Regions from separate parts of the Homo sapiens genome. Here region 1 is linked to region 2. The links are chromatin contacts, found by Hi-C or POLR2A ChIA-PET in ENCODE. All regions are on one chromosome and are shown on one strand. The core of a region is the stretch at or near the end of the contact, and the rest is flanking DNA. Distances in the headings are between cores, read along the strand shown.

Region 1 (5,850 bases), core at 948-3,447, 600 kb after region 2:
GGGGTAGGACTCCTCTTTATGAGGCCAAGGCCCGGATGGCCTGTGGGGCAGGGGAGCAGACAGGCTTTGAGAGCTATGGCCACAAAGCTACAGGGACACTGGAGGTGCTGGTGGCTCCCACAGACCTGTTGGTCTGCAGCAGGCTGGGTGTCATGAGGCTAGTGGTACTGCTCTCCCAAGGGTCCTGAGGCCCAGAGGACAGAGGGAGAAAGTCATAGGGCAGAGAGTGACAGAGAGGACTGTGAGGGTGAATAAGGGTGGTAGGGAGCAAGACAGACAGCAAGAAACACACATGCATAGACAGACACAGATGCAGGGGAAAGATGGACACATGCAACCCTAACACAGGGAGGAATGTGGGGCGTGGAAGCTACAGAGAGACTCAGCTAGAGAGAGACTCAGGCAAAAGGAGGGACAGGCAGACACACAGACCAACAGATAAGCCAGGTGCAGTGGTTCACTCCTGTAATCCCAACACTTTGGGAGGCTGAGGCGGGTGGATCACCTAAGGTCAGGAGTTTGAGACCAGCTTGGCCAACGTGGCAAAACCCAATCTCTACTAAAAATACAAAAATTAGCCAGTCAAGGTGGTGGGTACTTGTAATCCCAGCTACTTGGGAGGCTGAGGCAGGAAAATCACTTGAACCCAGGAAGCAGAGGTTGCAGTGAGCTGAGATCACACTACTGCACTCCAGCCTGGGTGACAGAGTGAGACTCTCAAAGAAGAAGAAGAAGAAAAGATAAAATGATTGGCATGGACACAGAGAGAGACGCCATTACACAGGCTCATGCAGAGGTATAGAGATGGAAAGACCAGAGACAGAGACAGAAGCACACATGGAGAGCCACAGAGAGACACGGAGGAGAGAGGCAGAGAGACACAGTTGGAGAAAGGGAGAGACAAAGAGGCCAGAGACAAGTGCAGAGAGTGGAACAGACCGATTCACAGACACGGCCAAGGCAGTGAGCCACGTGCAGAAGTGGGACAGCAGAGACAAGAGACATGCAGCAACGTGGAAACAGAGAGACAGACACAGAAACATGGCAAGAGCCACAGGGGGACAGTGAGGTTGGAGCCTTCTGCCTGCAGGACACCAGCTCCTCTTACCACACATGGGGCCCTAATATAGGGACAATGTCCCTGCCTCAGAGACAGTGGTGGGTGGGAGCTCAGGCTGGTGCTCAGGTCCCAGAGGGCTCTCCCTTCCCTCCCCACAACTCATTTCTAGTTTTTGTAATAGGCCTGCTGCCTCCTGGGACTTGGGTGGTCTGAGAAGGGTCCCTTGCCCCCAGATCCCTTGAAATAGGGGCCCATGGGGTGACTTGGCCTCTCCTTCTGGCTTCTCCAACTGGAACTAGCGTCCCCCTGGAGAATCCTGGGTGCCTGGCACACCTTCCTGGAGTGGGGCATTATTGCTCAAGACCTAGAAGAAATCACCCACCACATTGAAATAGACACAGATACTCTACGGAGGAGTGCGCAGAGGGAGTGGATATCCTATAACATGAGAGATGGCCGAAGGCCAAATTCAGTGTATAGGCACATTTTATCCACCCTGCCCTGGCTCTAAATCTTTTTCCTTGTAATTAATTATGGTGGACACTATGGCCAGCCCAGACCCCCTCTTCATGGTCCCACCCCATCCCCTAGCTGTGGTTCACAGCAGTGCCCCATCCTGCATAATTGCCCAAGATAATGCCTCTTCCAGGGAGACCAGATGATTGTGGTGCCCAGCCCTCTTGTCTCAGTTTGGAACAACTCTGAAGGGTCATCTCAGCTCTGGGCTCCCCCTAACATCAGCTTTGATTGCATCCACGTGGCAAACGAACTTCTCCCCACAAGAGCACTCCCCAAAAACCTTGTGCTCAAAACTCCCCGTCTCAGACTCTTTCCAGGGAGCCCAACCTATTAGCTGTTAATATTTAAAAATCAGAGCTGTCACGTACACATCGAGATTCCTGCATACGTTGAGAAATGGGGAATGTTTTTGCTCTGTTTCCCACTTGGCTTGGCCAAGTCCCTGCCACCCCCTTAGCTTTCCTCACTCATGTGACCAGCCAGCCTGTGAGCATTGAAGTTGGTGACTCTGGCTTCAGAGCCTTAAGGGGTGTGGGGTGTGCTTGCTTCAGACTGCACCCTTGGCTGTGGGTGGGGAACAGACAAGTTCTACCTCCTTTGCCCATCAGGGTTCAGGGGGAAGAGTTGGAAAAGCCCTTCTGATGAGATCCTGGCAGGCAAGTTGGTCTCAGCCAGGCTCGTGTGTCTCAGCTGTCTCAAAGGAGGGAAACAGGAAGGGCTCAGCGGTCTTGGGTGGGGCAGATGTCTGCAGCCCCCAGCCTGGGCCAGCCTAAGCCACATCCCCTCTCTCTGCCCTCACAGCCTGCATGATGAATGTGCACAAGCGCTGCGTGATGAATGTTCCCAGCCTGTGTGGCACGGACCACACGGAGCGCCGCGGCCGCATCTACATCCAGGCCCACATCGACAGGGACGTCCTCATTGTCCTCGGTAGGTGGCCCTGGGGCTCCACTGGCTCCTGACCTTGCTTGACCTGTGTGATTGAGAAGGGGAGGGTGGCGGAGGGGTGGGGCAGTCCAGTGGAGGGGTGGGGCAGTCCAGGGACGGGGAGGGGGTGTGGCACTGCTTCTGCCCCATGCCCTGCCCATGACAGCCCCTCCCTGCAGCAGGGGGATCTTTAGAAACTGTACACCCTCAAAGCTTCGTCCATCAGCACCCCAGGCTGACTTGGGTTCAGAGAGGAGACGTCTGAGTTCCTTGGACTTCTAACTTCCTCAGGATCCTCCACTTCCCTTCTCTCCTTCTCATTTCCCACTCTTTTTTAGTAATCTTTTGGGATGGGTAGTTGCATTTCCTTTACTCAGATAGCAGAGAAGGGAAGCTTGCTTCTTCCGCAAACTTTTCCAGCAGGAAAAATGGAGTCTTGATGATAAACCCCAGATTTGGAGAATATAATATCTTGGGAAGGAGGAGGGTTGGAGGGTGCAATTCAGGGGCTTTCCACATATTTGAAATATTTCTTTCTTGAACCTGATGGTGGCTATGCTGTAATTTTATTATTCTCTATATTTTCTGCATGTCTAAAATATTTCATGATAATTAGAAAGCAGGATGGTACAGTCTCCTGGGAGATGCAGTGAGAGGAGGAGCTGCTGGTGGTGGTGGTGGTGGTGGTGGTGGGGCTGTCACTCATGTATCCCAGCATTCAAGACATACCTGGCTCTGATATGGGAAGTTCAAGCAAAATTGGAACTCAGCAGCACTGGCTTGAGGAATACTCAGCCATAAGCCCCGGTATAACCAGCACTGAGCTGGCTGGGAGTGGAGCTAAAACTTTGCAGGAATTTCTTCTCAAAGGCTAGTGACAAACTACTGTGGACTTTATATATCTAATGAATATAAATAAGGGTTTATGAGTTGGTAACTCAGGAAATTGATCATGGAAGAGATTAATTTTGCAAAAATTAGTGTTTCTGAGGCCTCAGACTGGTTCAGTAGCTCTGATGCATTGAGCCCTGGGTTGCGGAGGGGCTTTACGTAGATTGTGTAAAAGCTGAAAAATACTTATCCCTGTACAATATAATTCTTTTAAACTTGAGATTTCGTGAAGCCCAGTGAGATTTTAGAAAATGTGCAATCCATTGCATTATGTTTTCCTCCAAGTGGTCGCCTGCCTCCCAGTGTGATGCTTGGGGGCCCCAGGGGAAATCCCGCAGTTTCAGGTTCAAGGGAAGCCAGTTTTCCCCACTGATTGAGGTTCCCGATGCTGGTGAGACAAATATGAGACTCTGCTTCCCTCTGGTGTCATTCTGTGGGAAATACACTCGTTCCAAAGCATGACTGCGGGCAGCCAACATTTATGGGCCGCATGGGATGTGCAGTGCTCTAAACCTTACGTGTTATCTCTTTCCACCTTCACAACATTGTGAAATCTCTATTATTCTTGTTTGAGAGGGAGACTCCATCTGTTGCCCAGGCTGGAGTGTGGTGGCGCCATCTTAGCTCACTGGAACCTCCACCTCCCGGGTTCAAGCGATTCTCCTGCCTCAGCCTCCTGAGTAGCTGGGATTACAGGCGCCCACCACCACGCCTGGCTAATATTTGTATTTTTAGTAGAGACAGGGTTTCACCACGTTGGCCAGGCTGGTCTAGAACTCCTGACCTCAAGTGATCCGCCCATCTCGGCCTCCCAAAGTGCTGGGATTACAGGTGTGAGCCACTGCGCCCAACCTTCTATTATTCTTGTTTTATGAACAAAGAAGCCACGGCTCAGAGAAGTTATATTCCAAGAGCTCACACCATTTGCAATAATAATAAAACAATAGCTAAGATGTGTTTAGTTTTTAAAATGTGTTAATCATTGTGAAAAGCACTTACAGGCAGTATCTGATTTACATTGTTTCAACAACTCAAATGAGTTAAGTTATCATTCTACCCATCAGAAAACACATTTCCTCACCTAGGTCTGTTTGACTCAAAAGTACTATATAGTAGGTTACTTTTTTGTTTAGTTTAGTTTCGTTTCGTTTCTCTATGCCCTCCACCGTATTTATTCCTTTTGTGGTTTGGCTAGGGCACCTCCTATGGGCATTCCTTAGGGAGTCTTTGTTCTGATGTGGTACAGTACAATATTTCTTCAAGTTCAAGGTCAAAGTCTTCCCCCTTAATCATAGATATGCTGTGAACTTTGAGAACCTGGATCACAAGCCCCCGCTTCTCAGGACACACTGATAGGAGGTGTATCCATTTGCTGTGGCTGCCATAACAAAATACCACAAACTGGGTGGCTTAAGACAAGACGTTTAAAAAAAAAAAAAAAGAAACGAAAAGAAAAAGAAAAAAACAATAGGCCAGGCACAGTGGCTCATGCCTATAATCCCAGCGCTTTGGAAGACCGAGGTGGGTGGATCACTTGAACTCAGGAGTCAGCCTGGGCAACATGTCGAAACATCATCTCTACTAAAAATACAAAAAATTAGCCAAGTGTGGTGGTGCACGACTGTAATCCCAGCTACTTGGGAGGCTGAGGCAGGAGGATCACTTGAGCCTGGGAGGTGGAGGTTGCAGTGAGCTGAGATTGCACCACTGCACTCCAGCCTGGGTGACAGAGCAAGACTCCGTCTCATAAAACAAAAACAAGAAAAACAAACAAACAAAAAAGGCCAGGTGTGGTGGCTCACACCTGTAATCCCAGCACTTTGGGAGGCTAAGACAGGAGGATTGCTTGAGACTAGGCGTTCAAGACCAGCCTGGCCAACATAGTGAGACCCTGGCATATTGTAGGATTTCATTTCTTTGGGATGTTCAGAGCAGGCAAATGTATAAAGAAGTTTAATAGCACTTTGTGCTTTTCCAAATACTTTGATATCACACCATTCGGGAAAGGGCACGTTGTTGCCATCATGGAAGGGAAAACGAAGTCTCAGCAAGGCTGAACACCCTGACCAATGTCACATGCTGAGCAGGGGTGAGCACCTGGGCCTCTGGCCCCATGTCACAATGCCCTGCAATTGCCCATACACCATGCTGGGCACAGCCTGTACTCAGCATGGGCTTGTTGATTGATGGATGATAGAAGAGAGCCCTGATGCTGTGGCCGAGTTCTCTAAAAATAGAGCCAAGATGGGGATTTTGTTCCAGTGATTTATTGGGCTGCTCATGGGAAAAGAGAAGTGAAGGAACCATGCTTCCTTCCTCAGGCAGGGAAAAAGCTTGGCGAGAGTGTGGTCTCCGTGGAAGTCTTCTTCAGCCTGGTATCTGGTGGAATTTTGTACCAAACACTGTAGCACAGTCAGTCCCATCTTGAGGCAAGGGGGCTGTTCTGTCGTGTT
Region 2 (6,363 bases), core at 461-2,960:
CCTGCCCTAAAAACATGTAATGTGCAACCACTTGGCACACCATCACTCTTCTGAATAGATGTTGGGGCAAGAGCGGGCAGACATGTATGTTTAAGCTTCATGTCCTAACATCACTGCTTAAAAGACACAGAGCACTGGACTTGAAGGAATTAAGGTCAGTTCAGGAAGCTGTCAAGTTTTTTGGCAATCTAACTTCAGCAAACCTAGAAAACATAAAATTCCAAGCCAGGTGGAGTGGCACGCGCCTGTAGTCCCAACTCCTCACAAGGCTGAGACGGGAGGATCACTTGAGCCCAGGAGTTCAAGGCTGTAGTGCACCATGATCGGATCTGTGAATAGTCACCGCACTCCAGGCTGGGCAAAATAGTGAAACCCTATCTCTAAAGAAAAAAAGAGAAATTCTTACTGCCTTCTGAGGGTGTAATAAAGCTTAAGACATAAATCTCCCTTAAAAGACAAAAATGAGAATAAATTAAAACAACGTTTCAAGTCTATAATGAATCCAGCTGTAAACAGAAAAGAGAATGAAAACGGATAACTTTTTCCAACTGGCAATTAAACAAATCCATATGCTAGACCAAGAGCACCCCCTACTGGCTAACTAAGAGAAAAACAGCCAGAGGGCAAGGAGACAAATGTTCTTACCTTCTGAATTATGAACCTGCGATTCTGTGACCCAGAGTTATGAGCATTCCACAACTGCACAACTGTCATCGCGCACAGCTTCTTACCTTGTGACACTTGTAGTAGTAGGCCAGGAGCTGGGGCATCCGGTCAATTTCAGTAAACACCTTCACAAACACTTTGGACTGATCTAAAGAACATACAATGTATATATACTGTTACCAGCCTTTCTGGTGTAGACATGAGAAAAAACTCACCAGGATGAAGGTGGATATATGGAAGCTAGTATTCACAAGTTCCTGCCTAGATACTGAATTAACTCATGCATGAGGATCATAAATTTGAAAAATAAGCATGACGTGAAAACCAGATACTGCAAGGTATTCCCCACTGTTCCTCACAGAATTCATATTTTAACATGATACTGAGAGGTTATTTATGTCTTTCAAAATTCCTACTTCGATTATACCAGATGGGAACTTTAAAAAAGCAAACACACTGAACTGCTATATGTCAACATATCTGGTGGTTTGAGGAATAAGTAAATAATTTGGGCTGGTCGCGGTAGCTCATGCCTGTAATCCCAGCACTTTGGGAGGCTAAGGCAGGCGGATCACCTGAGGTCAGGAGTTCGAGACCAGCCTGGCCAACATGGCAAAACCCCATCTCTACTAAAAGAAAAACAAAAATTAGCTGAGCGTGGTGGTGCACACCTGTAATCCCAGCTCCTTGGGAGGCTGAGGGAGGAGAATTGGTTGAACCCGGGAGGCAGAGGTTGCAGTGAGCCAAGATCGCGCCACTGCACTCCAGCCTGGCCAACAGAGCAAGACTCCCTCTAAAACAAAGCAAAACAAAAAAACAAAACATAAAATCAAATAATTTGGTAACTATTAGCATTCCACACATAACAATGGATTCTAAGACCCAAGTTATGGGCTTAATATCAAGTAGTTTCTGACATATTTCCCTAAGGGCAGAGGAAATGACTGGGCAAAGCACTTGCTTCCAGGCTCACCGCTGGACAGACAGGAAGGTGGGTTTCAGTGCAGTCTCTGAATAGTGTGCACAGCAGCGCCACCTCTGGCTCCTGTCCGCCCCCTTCTGGCCAAAATGTACATGCCACAGCCTTAGAACTATATCAAAAGAAGGGAAAAAAAAGCCTTGAGCTAACAGGTCTCCAAACTTCTTATATTTGCTCTGTTCCCCTTCACTTCTGGGAAGCCCAATAAACTGCTGAGAAGGAAATGTTGTAACAGCAACCGCTGTGGGACACCCAGCTAAGCGCTGGAGACCTGCCAGTGGAACTTGACTTAATGGGCAGAAATCCATGAGTTAGAAAACGAATATTTGCCTTTAAAATGCTTATTATTTTCATAAGAACACTTAAATAAGTGAATCTTCCTGTTACATTTAAAATTATTCCATAGGCCAGGTGTGGTGGCTCACACCTGTAATCCCAGCATTTTGGGAGGCTGAGGTGGGAGGACTGTTTGAGCCCAGGAGTTCAAAAATGTCCTAGGCAACACAGGACCCCTCTACAAAAAATAGAAAAAATTAGCTGGGCATGATGTGCACCTGTAAACCCCAGGAGGCTGAGCTGGGAGTATCACTTGAGCCTGGGAGGACAAGGCTGCAGTGAACTGTGATCACATCACTGCACTTCAGCCTGAGTGACAGAGCAAGATTCTAGCTCAAAAAACAAAATTCTATAAATTGGGTTTGACCAGTGAGAAGCAAAAAAATTAATTAAAATAATTCTATAAAAAGTTGCTTCAGTGTATCAGCTGAATTCATTGGTTATATAAAATGAACTGGGCATGTATACTTGGCTATACTCACATTGTCATTTTAGGAGATGGAAAAGGGGAACATGTTGGGGATGAACAAATTTATCAGAGAATTCCCTTTAAAAACTGTTAGCTAGGCCGGGTGAGGTGGCTCATGACTATAATCCCAGTACTTTGGGAGGCTGAAGTGGGTGGATCATCTGGGGTCAGGAGCTCGAGACCAGCCTGGCCAATATGGTGAAACCCCGTCTCTACTAAAAATATAAAAAATTAACCAGGCGTGGTGGTGCATGCCTGTAATCCCAGCTACTCCAGAAGCTGAGGCGCTTGAACCCAAGAGCTGGAGGTTGCTGTGAGCCGAGATCACACCACTGCAGTCCAGCCTGGGCAACAGAGTGTAGACTCTGTCTCAAAAAAAATAAAAAGTAAAAACTGTTAGATAAAGAACTACCTCAGCCTTCCAGGAAACATGGCTGATTATAAACAGCACATTACCTGTGGGGCGGGGGAACCCTTCCTGATGCTTGCCAAAATTAAGATTAATCACCAAAAGAAAACATTGTTTTATCTGCGTTGAAGCCAGGAAAATATCTGTACTACATATTTCAGAGAATCCCAACTAGATATCTAATCACTTTGGGCCACAATGGGTGGGGAAGCTGGTAAAAGTCTGGGCGCTAAGGGTGGTGCAGAACAGTACAAAGGGCCAAAGACTGGGGGCCAAGGGGGCTTGGGCCAGGCATGGGAGGGAGGGCTGTTTCCACTGCGGCCCAGCAGAGGAGGCAGCCTATGGAGCTCAAAAGCGCCATTTTCGCCTTCTGAATCCATGTCCTGCCTAGAGTCAAGCCTGATTCAAATTTGTGCACAAAAGCTGTCAAAAACTGCTTATCTCCAAAACCAAACCCATGATGCTGAACCACCAGGCATCACTCAAATCCAACACCAGCTCCCAGAAGCCAGCTCACTCAGAAGGAAACAAACAAAAAAGCTTAAATGCATGGAGCCACCACCTCTCCATCCCCACTCCCACTCCCCCAACCCCACAGAACTGGATGTAACCCCAACCAGAAAAGTGAGCTCTGTAGTAGCCACAAATTCACAAGAGAATGTGAGGAACAAAGCTCCTAGATGGTAACTTTCCAACCCCCCAGCTCCAGCCTTAGAATTCTGTGAATGAAGAAAAGACTCAAAATAAAGAATTAACAAATGAGGAAGAGAGGGAATTACAGGGCTGGAGATGAGTACTGAGGCCATTCTCTCTAGCTAACTGAAGAGCACAGCGGAGAATATAAACTTTCAATCAAGGGCTAAAGGAAAGCGCTCTTAAACAAGGAGGGGCTTCCAAGGAAATTCCACTATTTTTCAGTGAATACCAGGCCCAGAACAAAAGCACTATCACACACAAACATGAATCAGCAGAAACAAAGAAAACTCCACCACGGTACCTATGCACTCAATAAATTGGACTACAACAAAATTAAAAACTTGGGGCCGGGCACAGTGGCTCACGCCTGTAATCCCAGCACCTGGGGAGGCTGAGGCGGGTGGATCACGAGGTCAAGAGATTGAGACCATCCTGGCCAACACAGTGAAACTCCATCTCTACTAAAAATACAAAAATTAGCTGGGTGTGGTGGCACACGCCTGTAGTCCCAGCTACTCGGGAAGCTGAGGCAGGAGAATCGCTTGAACCCGGGAGGCAGAGGTTGCAGCGAGCCGAGATCAAGCCACTGCACTTCAGCCTGGAGACAGAGCAAGACTCCATCTCAAAAAAAAAAAAAAAAAATTAAAAACTTGGGCATCAAAAGATTTTATCAATAATAGAATGAAAACACAATCCATGGAATGGGAGAAAATATTTGCAAGATATATTCAATAAAAGAATAATATCCAGAATATATGAAGAATTTCTACAACTCACCAGCAAAAAACCAAATAACCCAATATAAAATTGGGTAAAGGGCCAGGCACCCTGGCTCACGCCTGTAATCTCAGGACTTTGAGAGGCTGAGGAGGGAGGATTGTTTGAGTCCAGGAGTCTAAGACCAGCCTGAGCAGCATAGCAAGACCCTATCTCTACAAAAAACAAAAAATTAGCTGGGCGTGGTAGTGCACACCTGTAGTCCCAGCTACTTGGGAGGCTGCCGTGGGAGGATCACTTGAGCTTGGGAGGTCAAGGCTGCGGTGAGCCATGATTGCACCACTGCATTCCAGCCTGGGTGACAGTGCAAGACCCTGTCTCAAAAAACAACAAAACAAAACAAAAATGGGGAAAGGATTTGAATAGACATTTTTCCAGGAATATACAAATAGTCAATAAGCAAATGAAAATACACTCAATATCATTAATCATTAGAGGAATGAAAATCAAAACCATAAGATACCATTTCATACTAATTAGTATGGCTATAATCCAAAAAAAAACAAAAAATGACAAGGGTTGGAAAGGTGTGGAGAAATTGGAACCCTTGTGCATTGCTGGTGGTAGTGTAAAATGGTGCAGCCACTATGGAGAACAGTATAACAGCTCCTCAAAAAATTAAACATCAGATTACCATATGGCCGGGTGTGGTGGCTCACACCTGTAATCCCAGCACTTCGGAAGGCCAAGACGGGCGGATCACTTGAGGCCAGGAGTTCGAGACCAGCCTGGCCAACATGGTGAAACCCCATCTCTACTAAACATACAAAAATTAGCTAGGTGTGGTGGTGCGCACCTTTAATCCCAGCTACTCGGGAGGCTGAGGCACAAGAATCGCTTCAATCTGGGTGGCAGAGGTCACAGTGAGCCGAGATCATGCCACTGCACTCCAGCCTGGACAACAGAGTTAAACTGTGTCTCCAAAAAAAAAAAAAAAAAAAAAGATAGGCATATGATCCAGCAATTCCACTTCTGAGTAGATCCCTAAAGGAATTGAAAGCTGGAACTCAAACAGACAGATCATGCCACTGCACTCCAGCCTGGGCAACAGAGTTAAACTGTGTCTCCAAAAAAAAAAAAAAAAAAAAAAAGATAAGCATATGATCCAGCAATTCCACTTCTGAGTAGATCCCTAAAGGAATTGAAAGCTGGAACTCAAACAGACACTTGTACACCCATGATCATTCTAGCATTCTTCACAATAGCCAAAAGGTAGAAATAACCTAAATGTCCATCAACAGATGAATAGATAGAGAAAATGTGGTAATATATGAGATGGAATATTATTCAGCCTTAAGAAAGGAAATTTTGACACATGCTACACCATGGATGAGCTTTGAAGATGTTACGCTAAGCCATAAAAGGAAAAATACTATGTGAATCCATTTATAGGAGGCATGTAGAGTAGTCAAATTCATAGGGACAAAAGTAGAATGATGATTGCTGGCAGGTGAGGGTAGGAGGAATGGACAGTTGCTGTTTAATGCGTATGAAATTTCAGTTCAGAAAGATGAAAAAAGTTCTGGAGATGGATGGTGGTGATGTTTGCACAGCAACGTGAATGTACTTAATGCCACTGAAATGCACACTTAAAAATTATTAAAATGGTAGATTTTGTTACATGCATTTTGCCACAATTTTTTAAATTTTTTTCTAAAAAAGAACACTTCCAAAGATTTTCCCTAAGAAAGAGAAGAAAATTTTAGGCAATAATTGCTTCACACTCTCAAAGAAATTACATGTCCTTTCTTTAACAGGACCTAAGGCTTCAGGAGGCTGAGGTGTGAGGATCACTTTAGGCCAGGAGTTCAAGACCAACCTGAGCAATATAGCAAGACCCCATCTATACAAAAAAAAAAAAAAAAAAATAGGCTGGGCACGGTGGCTCACGCCTGTAATACCTGCACTTTGGGAGGCCAAGGCAGGCAGATCACCTGAGGTCAGGAGTTCAAGACCAGCCTGGCCAACATGGCAAAACCCCATCTCCACTAAAAATACAAAAAATTAGCCAGGTGTGGTAGCGCATGTCTG

Evidence for each region. Hi-C counts contacts between places; a loop is a spot of excess contacts on that map. ChIA-PET counts read pairs that join two places held with the same protein, here RNA polymerase II (POLR2A). Pooled maps may share reads with other maps.
Region 1: a loop to region 2 is called in a map of PC-9, with 26 times the contacts of the local background. The contact joins two enhancer-like sites. A Hi-C loop is called at or near these places in 2 of 168 maps with a recorded cell type or tissue (HCT116 and PC-9) and 7 of 50 pooled maps. POLR2A ChIA-PET finds 5 or more read pairs at or near these places in 1 of 52 experiments (T-cell).

The regions. Positions count from the first base shown.
Region 1 is chr16:24,033,039-24,038,888 of GRCh38, forward strand. It overlaps PRKCB (protein kinase C beta), which reads left to right. Exons shown (of 17, transcript NM_002738.7): 5 at 2,381-2,509. Among named protein-coding and RNA genes, the nearest start is that of MIR1273H, 170 kb to the right of the region's middle. Within about 2 kb of position 2,198, at least 6 of the 41 ENCODE cell types and tissues checked have a DNase peak (open chromatin) inside an H3K27ac peak, as active enhancers do.
Region 2 is chr16:23,433,905-23,440,267 of GRCh38, forward strand. It overlaps COG7 (component of oligomeric golgi complex 7), which reads right to left. Exons shown (of 17, transcript NM_153603.4): 5 at 732-814. Among named protein-coding and RNA genes, the nearest start is that of COG7, 16 kb to the right of the region's middle. Within about 2 kb of position 1,711, at least 3 of the 41 ENCODE cell types and tissues checked have a DNase peak (open chromatin) inside an H3K27ac peak, as active enhancers do.